Regions from separate parts of the Homo sapiens genome. Here region 1 is linked to region 2. Evidence: chromatin contacts called from ENCODE Hi-C or POLR2A ChIA-PET data. All regions are on one chromosome and are shown on one strand. Each heading gives the region's core, a stretch centred on a gene start or an enhancer-like site at or near the end of the contact. The rest is flanking DNA. Distances are from core to core; before and after follow the strand shown. Region 1 overlaps RFTN1 (raftlin, lipid raft linker 1). Region 2 overlaps OXNAD1 (oxidoreductase NAD binding domain containing 1).

Region 1 (4,531 bases), core at 1,453-3,952, 210 kb after region 2:
TTACATGATAACGACATCTCTCTAGATCCAGAAATATAAATTAAACTTAAAAGTTCAGTAGAGTATTCAGATGGTGTCAGACTTTTTGCTGTCCTGCAACAGAGTCTAAGAAACCCTAGGAAAACTAAAATGTACCCGTCGAAAGTGTTCCTGATCCAATGCCAGATGTAAAGAACAATCTATATCAAACTGTATTAACGGTTTATATGGTACCACTTTTTAAAAGTGCCTGTGTATTTGTTTATAAAATCCATACTTTTGAAAAACTGGCAGTTCATAAACCACCTGTTAGCAGAACTTTTTTCTGAGTCATGACACTATGGGCTACATTTTCAAGTTTTCTTTGTTGAGCATGCATTATTTTCATGGTTGAAAACAATAAGAACACTTTGGGAGGCCAAGGCAGGTGAATCACTTGAGCCCAGGAGTTCAAGACTAGCCTGGGCAACATGGCAAGACTCTGTCTCTACAAAAAAATTTAAAAAAGAAATTAGCTGGACATGGCAGGTCCCAGCTACTCGGGAGGCTGAAGAGGGAACATTGCTTGAGCCTAGGATGTTGAGGCTGCAGTGAGCCATGATCTCGCCACTGCATGATTGTGCCACTGCACGCTACTGCCCAGCCTGGGCAACGGAGTGAGACCTTGTCTCAAAAAAAAAAAAAAAAGAAAGAAAGAAAAGAAAAGAAAACAATAAGGATATCACAGCCAGCCTCCAGGACGACCCTCAGTGATCCTCCTGGTATTCACACCCTTGTGTGGTCCCCTCCCACAGTGAATAGGGCTGACCTGTGTAACCAGAAGGATATGGTGGAAATGAGTGTGATTTCCCAGGCTACTTTATAGGAAACATTGTGGGTTCTACCTCGCTCTCCTAGATCTCTCGTTCTGGGGGAAGCCAGCTGCCATGTTGTGAGGACACTCTATCAGCAGGATGAAGTTCCACTGCAGGGCAACGAGGCCTCCTGCCAACAGTCAGCACTAACTCAGCACCCATGTGGAAGTAGATCCTACAGCCTTCAGCCCGGCCAACATCCTCACTGCAACCTCATGAGAGACCCTAAGTCAGAAGCACTCAGTTAGGCCATTTCTGGATTCCCGACTCAGAGAAACCATGCAAGATAACATGTTTGTTGTTTTAAGCCTCCAGGTTTTAGGGCAATTTACCACCCATCAATAGATAATTAATCCAGGCAGTTCATGTTAACAGAAGTCTTGCTCCTATATGAGAAGTGGCATTGTGGAGTGGTTGAGAGCTGACTCTTCAGCGGCCAAGTTTTGGTGTAATTTGTTACACAATAAAAGATACCTAATAGGAGTGGTGTTTGCATTATAAGAAGAAAACACTTGCTTACCCCCACTCCTCCAACTCCCACACCTACCACCATCTCAGTCTGTCTCAGGAGGGGTCTGAACCTGAGTCCATCTCTGCTCTGCTGCTCTCCAGCCACCCTTCGCTAAAAATAGCTCCCACTCAGAACCTGCTACTCAACATGTGGACCTCAGACCAGCAGCAGCATCCAGGATCTTGTTAAAAATGCAGGATCCCAGGCCCCATCCCAGACCTGCTGAATCAGAATCTGTATTTGAGCAATAAATGATCCCTTAAAGTTTGACTCACAGTACAGTTTGAGAAACCCTGAGCTGTGGCAGTGGCTCTTAATCTTGACTGCACTTTGGAACCATCTGGAGAGCTGTTAAAAGCCCTGATGCTCAGGCATTTAGGGGTGGGGCCAGAGCACCATTATTTTTAAAACCCCCAAGTGATGCTAACATGCAGCCAGGGTTGAGCATCAGTGCTCTAGGAGCAAACCCAGTCTTTTCCCACTCCTAGCCCTCTCCAATCTCCTAATAGCCAGGACTCAGCAGGGCCCAGGATCTCTCCTACACCCTCACCTCCAGGACTGAGAACCACAGTTCAGAGCTCAGCCATACGGATCTGCTTAGTTCCACATCCCTCAATCTCTTGAATCTCTTTCTACCTCAGACACCCCTTCCCAGTCTCCTCTGCCATCCTCCCAGGCAAGCACAGGCACCTCCTACATTTCTGTCCTCCTCCATCCTCTTGCCTCACTTTTCCAAAATTATTTTAATTATAAACCACTTCAAACATATGGAAAAGTACAGAAAATGAGATGTCCATGGATCCACCACCTGGATTTCACAAGTGCTTACATTTTTACCTTATTTGCTTCAGATAGTTTATTTTTGGATAAATAGACATCTTGGACACAGTCCTCATGCCATTCCCTGTCTCCCTATCTTTCTATCCCTGCGTGTACTCTTTTACAATCTATATATAACACCCAGAACAACATATGGCAGAGATTCTGAGGATTTCTCCGTTCACAGTGCCCTTAGTTTCTCTGTACATTTTTTAATGGCATGCCCTAGACTAAAAAAAAAATACCCAATAGTTCGTTTTATTAAGTAGTTAGGTCCAAACAACTTAATACTTATTCACAGCCTAACAACAGCAGCCTTTCAGAAAAATAGCACACATAAACTGAAAGAAGAAATATTTTTTCTTTCATTCTTAACTAACCACAATTACTTGCTAATGGGATGTGTGCATCTGTTGGACACTGAGCAACTTCTCAAAACTTGGAACCACACTGAACACCACCACCCTCATTTTCAGTTCCACACTGATTTTCTTAGCAACTACCCAAAATGTAGCTTGTAAAGATATGACATCATCAAGAGTAATATGGTACTGTCAGATGTTGATATTGTGAAGTGCCTCAAGCTAGTAGTTAGCGTGGTATCTGACAGATGTTAAGTATTGCTGCATTTCCCTCAAAGATGTGAAATATCCCTTGGCCACCCTGTGCCTTTGCTGCAGTGCCTTGCGGTATCTTAGCACAGAATTTGGGAACCACCAATACATAGTATTATGTATGCTCAAAAAAGTTACTTACATGCTATTGTCTCTCCCTTAGCACTCACACTCCCTCTCTTGCCCTAACTTGACCTGCTCCAGGCAAGAGCTCCCCAGTTCCCTTCCCAGCCTGCCTGTCTTCTCTCCAGCTCCAGGCAGACATCTCCAAGAACTGTTTCAACATCTCCACCTGGAACTTTCTCTCTTCACCTGAGACTTTCTCAGCACTTCTGGAAGAATATGCCCCACAGAATGCAGCACCTTGCCCAACAAGCTTGCTCTTCCTCCTGCATTTCTCGTCTCTGGGTGGTACCACTGCCCTCCCAACATCCAGGCCCAAAACCCCAGTATCAGCCTGCTCCCGCCACCATCCTCACCCTGACATTGGCCCATCCAGAGCTGGTGGATGCTATCCATTCCTCCACTTTATTCTCCAAACCAATCTGCCATCGCAACAGCTACCAACGCTTTCCTGGAATCTGCCTCCCCCTCATCCATCTAATTCCTATCTCCAGCTTTTCCCACATTAACCATTTTACACCACACAAGTGGCTCAAAGAGCATAATCACATCTGCTGTGCAGCTTGGAGTCCTCAGCCTCAATCTCCCTCCATCCTCCCTCCTTTCCAGTCCTACCTCCCATTGTTTCCTTTCACAGTTGACCCTAGAGTGAAGTCAGGCTAAGCTACTGCAATCTTTTGTACACCCTCAGAACTCTCCAGGCACCACCCTTTTCCTCCAGTGGACCTCCACCTGACATTCCTTTCCCGTACCTCTCATCTTCTCTATTAGTCAGGGTTCTCCAGAGAAACAAAACCAGTCAGATGTGTGTGTGTGTGTACCCAGATAGAGAGAGACAAATAGAGGTATTTATTATAAGGAATTAGCTCATGAAATTGGGGGGCTGACAAGTTTAAAATCTTCAGGGCAGGCCAGAAGGCTGGAAACCCAGAGAATAGTTGATGTTGCAATCTTGAATCCAAAGGCGGTCTGGAGTCAGAGTTCCTTCTTGTGGATCTCAGTATTTTTTCTTAAGGCTTTCAACTGAATGGATGAGGTCCACCCACATGATGGAGGGTGATCTGCTTTACTCCAAGTCTTCTGATTTCAAAGTTCATCATGCCTAAAAAATAACTCACAGCAATACCCAGACTGGTGTTTGGCCAAAAACTAGGCACCGTAGCCTAGGAAAAAATGACATAAAATTAACCATCACACTCCTTCAAGGCTGAGCTCTAACAGGATTGCCACTCTAGGCCATTGATTCATCCAATAAATAAGTAATGAGCACTTACTATGTGCAAGGCCCTGTTCTAAATGCCAGTGATACCAAAGTAAAACAAAAGAGATTCACACAATAAAAGAGCACGCCTGCCCTCATGGACCTTACCTTCAGAAGCCGAGAAACAGGCAATAGACAAACAAATAAAAATAATACACAAAATCCCATTTTTAAAGTATGCCAACTAGAAAACAACAATGCAGGGGGGAGGGATAGCAATCACAGGAGGAGGTATAGTGTTTTAAATACGGGGATTGGGAAAGGCCACACCCAGAAGGTGACGTTTAAGCAAAATCATGAGGAAGGCCACAGAGCGAGCCATGGGATAAGGGGGAGGGTGGGCTAGGCAAGGCAGTGGCAGGTGCAAACA
Region 2 (4,692 bases), core at 1,803-4,302:
TGCACTTGCTAACCTCAGTTACCTGATAAGAAAATGTCCTCATTCCCTAGTGATATTTGTAGAAATAGAGTCCTACTGTGATTCTCAAGATGAAATGATTTGGGATTGGTGTCATGTATACCATCCCAATGAATGGATTTGGCCATTTCACTGAATTTAGGCCTGGTTTTCGTATGTGCCTGTCAGACTTCTTCGGAGGTCGGACTTGGCGGGTAAGGATCACTGGCTGGTAGTGTGTGACGCTTTCCCTCCCAGGTGTTGATCAGCATTCATTCCAGGCCCCTGGGCCCTCCTCTTTCAACAAATTTTACCCTTACCATTGATTTATGGTTCTAGGGGTTGTGAGTTCCTTTTGATATTTGACCTTATGGTCACAGAATGGCCATTTTGCTGAGGTTGGCGGTGTCTGTCCCTTCCATGCTGTTGCTTGAATGGCTTTGTGCTCTAGGCTGTCTCAGACCATCAGCTTGGTAGTAACAGCCATGTGGTACTTTGGAGAAGAGGGCAAGGATTAGGGATAGGAAGTGAGGATGTGGCTGCCATGCAGTTTGTGTAGGTAGGATTATCAGACTGGAGAGCTGCTAGAAATCAAGGAGAGGGTTGCTGTTGGGCTTATCTTTGGGGTAAGAGATTGGGCCGTGATTCCACATCTCTGAATTTTTGACCAGTGGCTTCCTCTGACACCTACCAAACTCTGAGAATGAGGTTCCAGGCACAACTCTAACTAAATAAATGAATGTTGTCTGTGACTAGCTGGAGCTTTGGCCACAGATCCCCATGTAGACACCTTCAGCATAGATCAGATATAGGCCTCAAGGGGCTCTTTTTGCACTACACTGTATTCTTACTGGGCCTTGCAGAGAGGGCTGGTTCCTGTAGCAATAAACCAGTTCCAAGAACTGTAGCAATCCAATCCCGAGAGAAAGGCCAAAGGCAGAACCACCTCAAAACATCTCTCACATGAGCAGGGTTGAACTTCTTGGTTCATCTTACTAGTAGGCCTACCACTTGCTAGCTCCTTGGTGAGGCCTGCCCTTGACCAGAATTCCTCCTCCCTTGGGGTGGAAAGCTTGGCACTCACTCTTGGGTCTGGAGCATGCCACCACTGGTCCTCACACAGTGTGCAGCTGCCCTGAGTTTCTAGATTCACATTTGGCTGTGGTGCTCACTGCCTGCCTCTGGCATTGGTTATGCTACTGTGGGTAGCAGTGTATTGTCGCCTAGTGCCCTGGAGACTGCTCAGCTCACATGCTTGCTTTCTACCAGCCAGCTCTGTGATGTGGTCAGTTTCCTTATTTGTCTGGGCTTCAGTTCTCATATCTTCAAAGAGGGAGCAGTAGTATTCCTACGTTTTGGGATATTTAAAGTGTTTAGCATAATGCCTACTGTTAACTTCATTTGTTTGATTTTAGCTTTTGTTATTGCTAATAAGTATTTCATTCAGTTAGATCATATGTGCTGATAAGGCCCAGGGGACAGATTCCAATTCTTATCTCCTTGGTCAGTTTCCCTGCACTGAAGCTGTTGATTGGAAGAGTGGCAGGCCAGGCAGGAGTGGGGGCTTATCACCACCATGTCACCACTGATGCCCCAGTCAGTACTCAATCCACACTTGGCTGGGTATAGCTTGCCTCCTGAGGGGAAGTAAGGCCAAAGCATTTTCACAGAGTGGAGGGAATTCCTGGTCCTAGTGTGTCTGACTTTCTACAAGATAACATAAGTTTAGATGCTAGAAAGCAACTTTGAGCCCTGCTGAGAGAAAGAGGACACCAAGAAGAAACACTGGAGGAGCAAGATTAGAGAAATAAGACTTTATACCTACCCTTGAGCAGGGCTGCCACACTGTAGATAGATAATATCCTTGCAACCTACACAAGCATGTGTGGCAGCCCTGATTCTCACAGGACTGCACATAACATAGCACTGTATTCCTTGGCATCTTTTTCAAACTGTGTCCTCCCCCATTACTCATCTGGTAAGCATTGTGTGTCTTTTAAGACTGTTTAAAGGGCATCTCTTCTGTGAAGTCTTTCTTAATTCCTGTACTCCTGGTAGAATTGACTCCTCCTTCCTCTGCCTTGCCTCGCTACGCTAAGCAGATTTTATCATTGCCCATTTAATTGTATGTATTTGTTAATTTTCCTCCTCTTAGAGTGGGTTCATTGAGGGCAGCAACTAAGACATATGTGCATCTTTGTACCTCCAGCAAGTACCACAGTGCCTGTATATGGTAGGCAGGTGCTCTCTTAGATGTTTGCATTAAGTGAATGAGTGAGGGGCTCTGAGAACTGTAGGCAAGGACTAAAGAGTTCTGGGATCTCATAGTATAGCTGCTGTGTGCTTGGCACTGGGGCTCCCTTTGTGGACAGGACCTGGCTGCCTGGTGTGTCATGGTTGGATGTGGACATCCACTGCTTCACCGCGCACCTAGGCTCCTTCTGCATACACTCACTCATTGGGTATATAGTAAGGGCTTTAACTCATGGCTCCAAGAGTGCTCATCCTGCAAAGGACATTTTTAAAGGTGTGTGTTTAAGGTATAATTCTTTCTTGGACAGATGTTTTATGAAATATGTATTGTGCATATTTTCTTAAATCCATTCAGATGAAGTTTTTATGTAACTTAAATTCTTCTGTATTTTTTAATGAAGGAGTCCTTTTTTTCCAAAGGTAGCTTTCCAGAGTTACTAGAGAAGAGGGTTGGTTCCCTTTCATTCAACTGAGAGAATGGCCTTCATCAGCATTGAGCAGCAGAGGGCACTGTAGTTCAGGAGATGAAGCAGCAAAAGTAGCTTATTAATGTATTTATTTTTTAAACATGGAAATAATGGAGATTTTTGTATACCTCCTCTGTGATAGCATATAGCAACTGTGTTAACAAATGCTAACGATAGTCTTTTAAATTTTTATCTTGTCAGAAATGAAAAGAAAGTTAAAGTACTCATGGAAAAGAGTCAAGTGAAAATAGGTTAAAGTTGGCCAAAGACCTTTTCTGGAGCACTTCCAATCCAGAACTGGTTTTTAAACACTTATAATAAATGACTGGAAATGTAAGGCCATAGACTGCAGGAGAATATTTTTTTAAGGTCATAGATCAGATTAGAGAACATCTTTTGCTTTTCTTTTAGGCCTGTATGTAGGTAAGCAACTGGGGAAGGATGATACTTTTTGCTCTTGTGATGGCTGTGAAACACCTAGATTGGATGTTTATGTTTCCCAGATATGGGGATGAGAATTTTTTGTGGTTCTGTGTTCCAATACATTTTTCTTGGTATGTGACTAGGTTTATTGCATTTCCTAGAATCCTCACCAAAAAAGGGTTTCTGTGGCATAGAATTATTGAAAGCTTGAAACCCAGGAGTTCTAGACTACAGGATGTGGTTAGAAGAAAAGAAGGAAACGTTAAGACTTGTGTAACTCAGAGGCCATATCGGCCTATTAAGTCTGTCAAATACTAGTGGGAGAGTTTTTGTTGCTTTTCTTGACCCTTTTTTCATACTTTTTAAAACTTAAAAAGACTGTTATGTTGAGATATATTCATATAAAATTCAAACATTTAAAGTGTACAATTCAGAGGTTTTAGTATATTAACAGAGTTGTGCAGCTATCAGCACAATCACATTTAGAACATTTTTATCCCAGAAAGAAACTCTGTAATGATTCTTATTCATTCCCTATCCTCCTGCCCGGCTTAGATGACCACTAATCTATTTTGTCTCTATGGATTTGTCTCTTATAGACATTTTATACCAGCAGAATCATACAATACAGTGTGTGGTCTTTTTGTGATTGGCTTCTTTCACTTAACATGATTTCAGGGTTCATCTATGTTGTAGCCTGTATCAGTACTTCATTCCATTGTATGGATATGCCACATTTTGTTTATATCTTCATTAGCTGATGGACATTTACATTGTTTCCACTTTGGGGCTATTGTGAATAATGCTGCCATGAACATTCATGTACAAGTTTTTGAGTGAACATACAGTTTCACCTGTCTTAGGTCTAAACCTAGGCATGGAATTGTTGGGTCATATGCTAACTAACTAACATTTTCAGGCACTATTAAATTGTTTTCTAGAGTGGCTGTGCCATTTTACATTCCCACCAGCAATGTATAAATGTTCCAATTTCTCCAGACCCTAACACTATTGTTTGTCTCTTTGATTATAGCCATCCACGTGGGTGTGAACTGCCAGCTCATTATGATTTTGACTTACATTGCCCTAATGACTATTGATGTTGAACATCTCTTCATGTGCTTATTAGCCATTTATATGTCTTCTTTGAAGAAATATTAATTTAAAGTATTTTGTCAGTTTTTTATTTGGTTGTCTCTTTATTACTGAGTTGTAAGAGTTCTTTATATAATCTGAATACAAGAACCTTAATATTAATAGATATATTATTTAAAAATATTTTTCCCATTATGTAGATTGTCTTCTTAACTTTTTTTTTTTTTTTTTGAAATGGAGTCTCACTCTGTCGCCCAGGCTGGAGCGCAGTGGCACGATCTCGATTCAGTGCTACCTCTGCTCCTGGGTTCGAGTGATTCTCCTACCTCAGCCTCCCAAGTAGCTGGGACTACAGGTGCATCTGCCACCATGCCCAGCTAATTTTTTTATTTTTAGTAGATACGGGGTTTTACCATGTTGGCCAAGCTGGTCTCGAACTCCTGACCTCAGGTGATCC

Evidence for each region. A loop is a pair of places that touch in the nucleus more often than their neighbours do. ChIA-PET counts read pairs that join two places held with the same protein, here RNA polymerase II (POLR2A). Pooled maps may share reads with other maps.
Region 1: a loop to region 2 is called in a map with no recorded cell type, with 2.8 times the contacts of the local background. The contact joins two enhancer-like sites. A Hi-C loop is called at or near these places in 61 of 168 maps with a recorded cell type or tissue (CD4-positive, alpha-beta T cell, CD4-positive, alpha-beta memory T cell, CD8-positive, alpha-beta T cell and 34 more), 12 of 37 single-sample maps with no recorded cell type and 39 of 50 pooled maps. POLR2A ChIA-PET finds 5 or more read pairs at or near these places in 24 of 52 experiments (A549, AG04450, B cell and 18 more).

What each region holds. Positions count from the first base shown.
Region 1 is chr3:16,501,734-16,506,264 of GRCh38, forward strand. The region is part of intron 1 of RFTN1 (raftlin, lipid raft linker 1); the gene reads right to left. Among named protein-coding and RNA genes, the nearest start is that of RFTN1, 9.7 kb to the right of the region's middle. Within about 2 kb of position 2,703, at least 3 of the 41 ENCODE cell types and tissues checked have a DNase peak (open chromatin) inside an H3K27ac peak, as active enhancers do; they include B cell and OCI-LY7, where a contact is called at or near this core.
Region 2 is chr3:16,287,744-16,292,435 of GRCh38, forward strand. All of the region lies in intron 5 of OXNAD1 (oxidoreductase NAD binding domain containing 1), which reads left to right. Among named protein-coding and RNA genes, the nearest start is that of OXNAD1, 25 kb to the left of the region's middle. Within about 2 kb of position 3,053, at least 7 of the 41 ENCODE cell types and tissues checked have a DNase peak (open chromatin) inside an H3K27ac peak, as active enhancers do; they include B cell and OCI-LY7, where a contact is called at or near this core.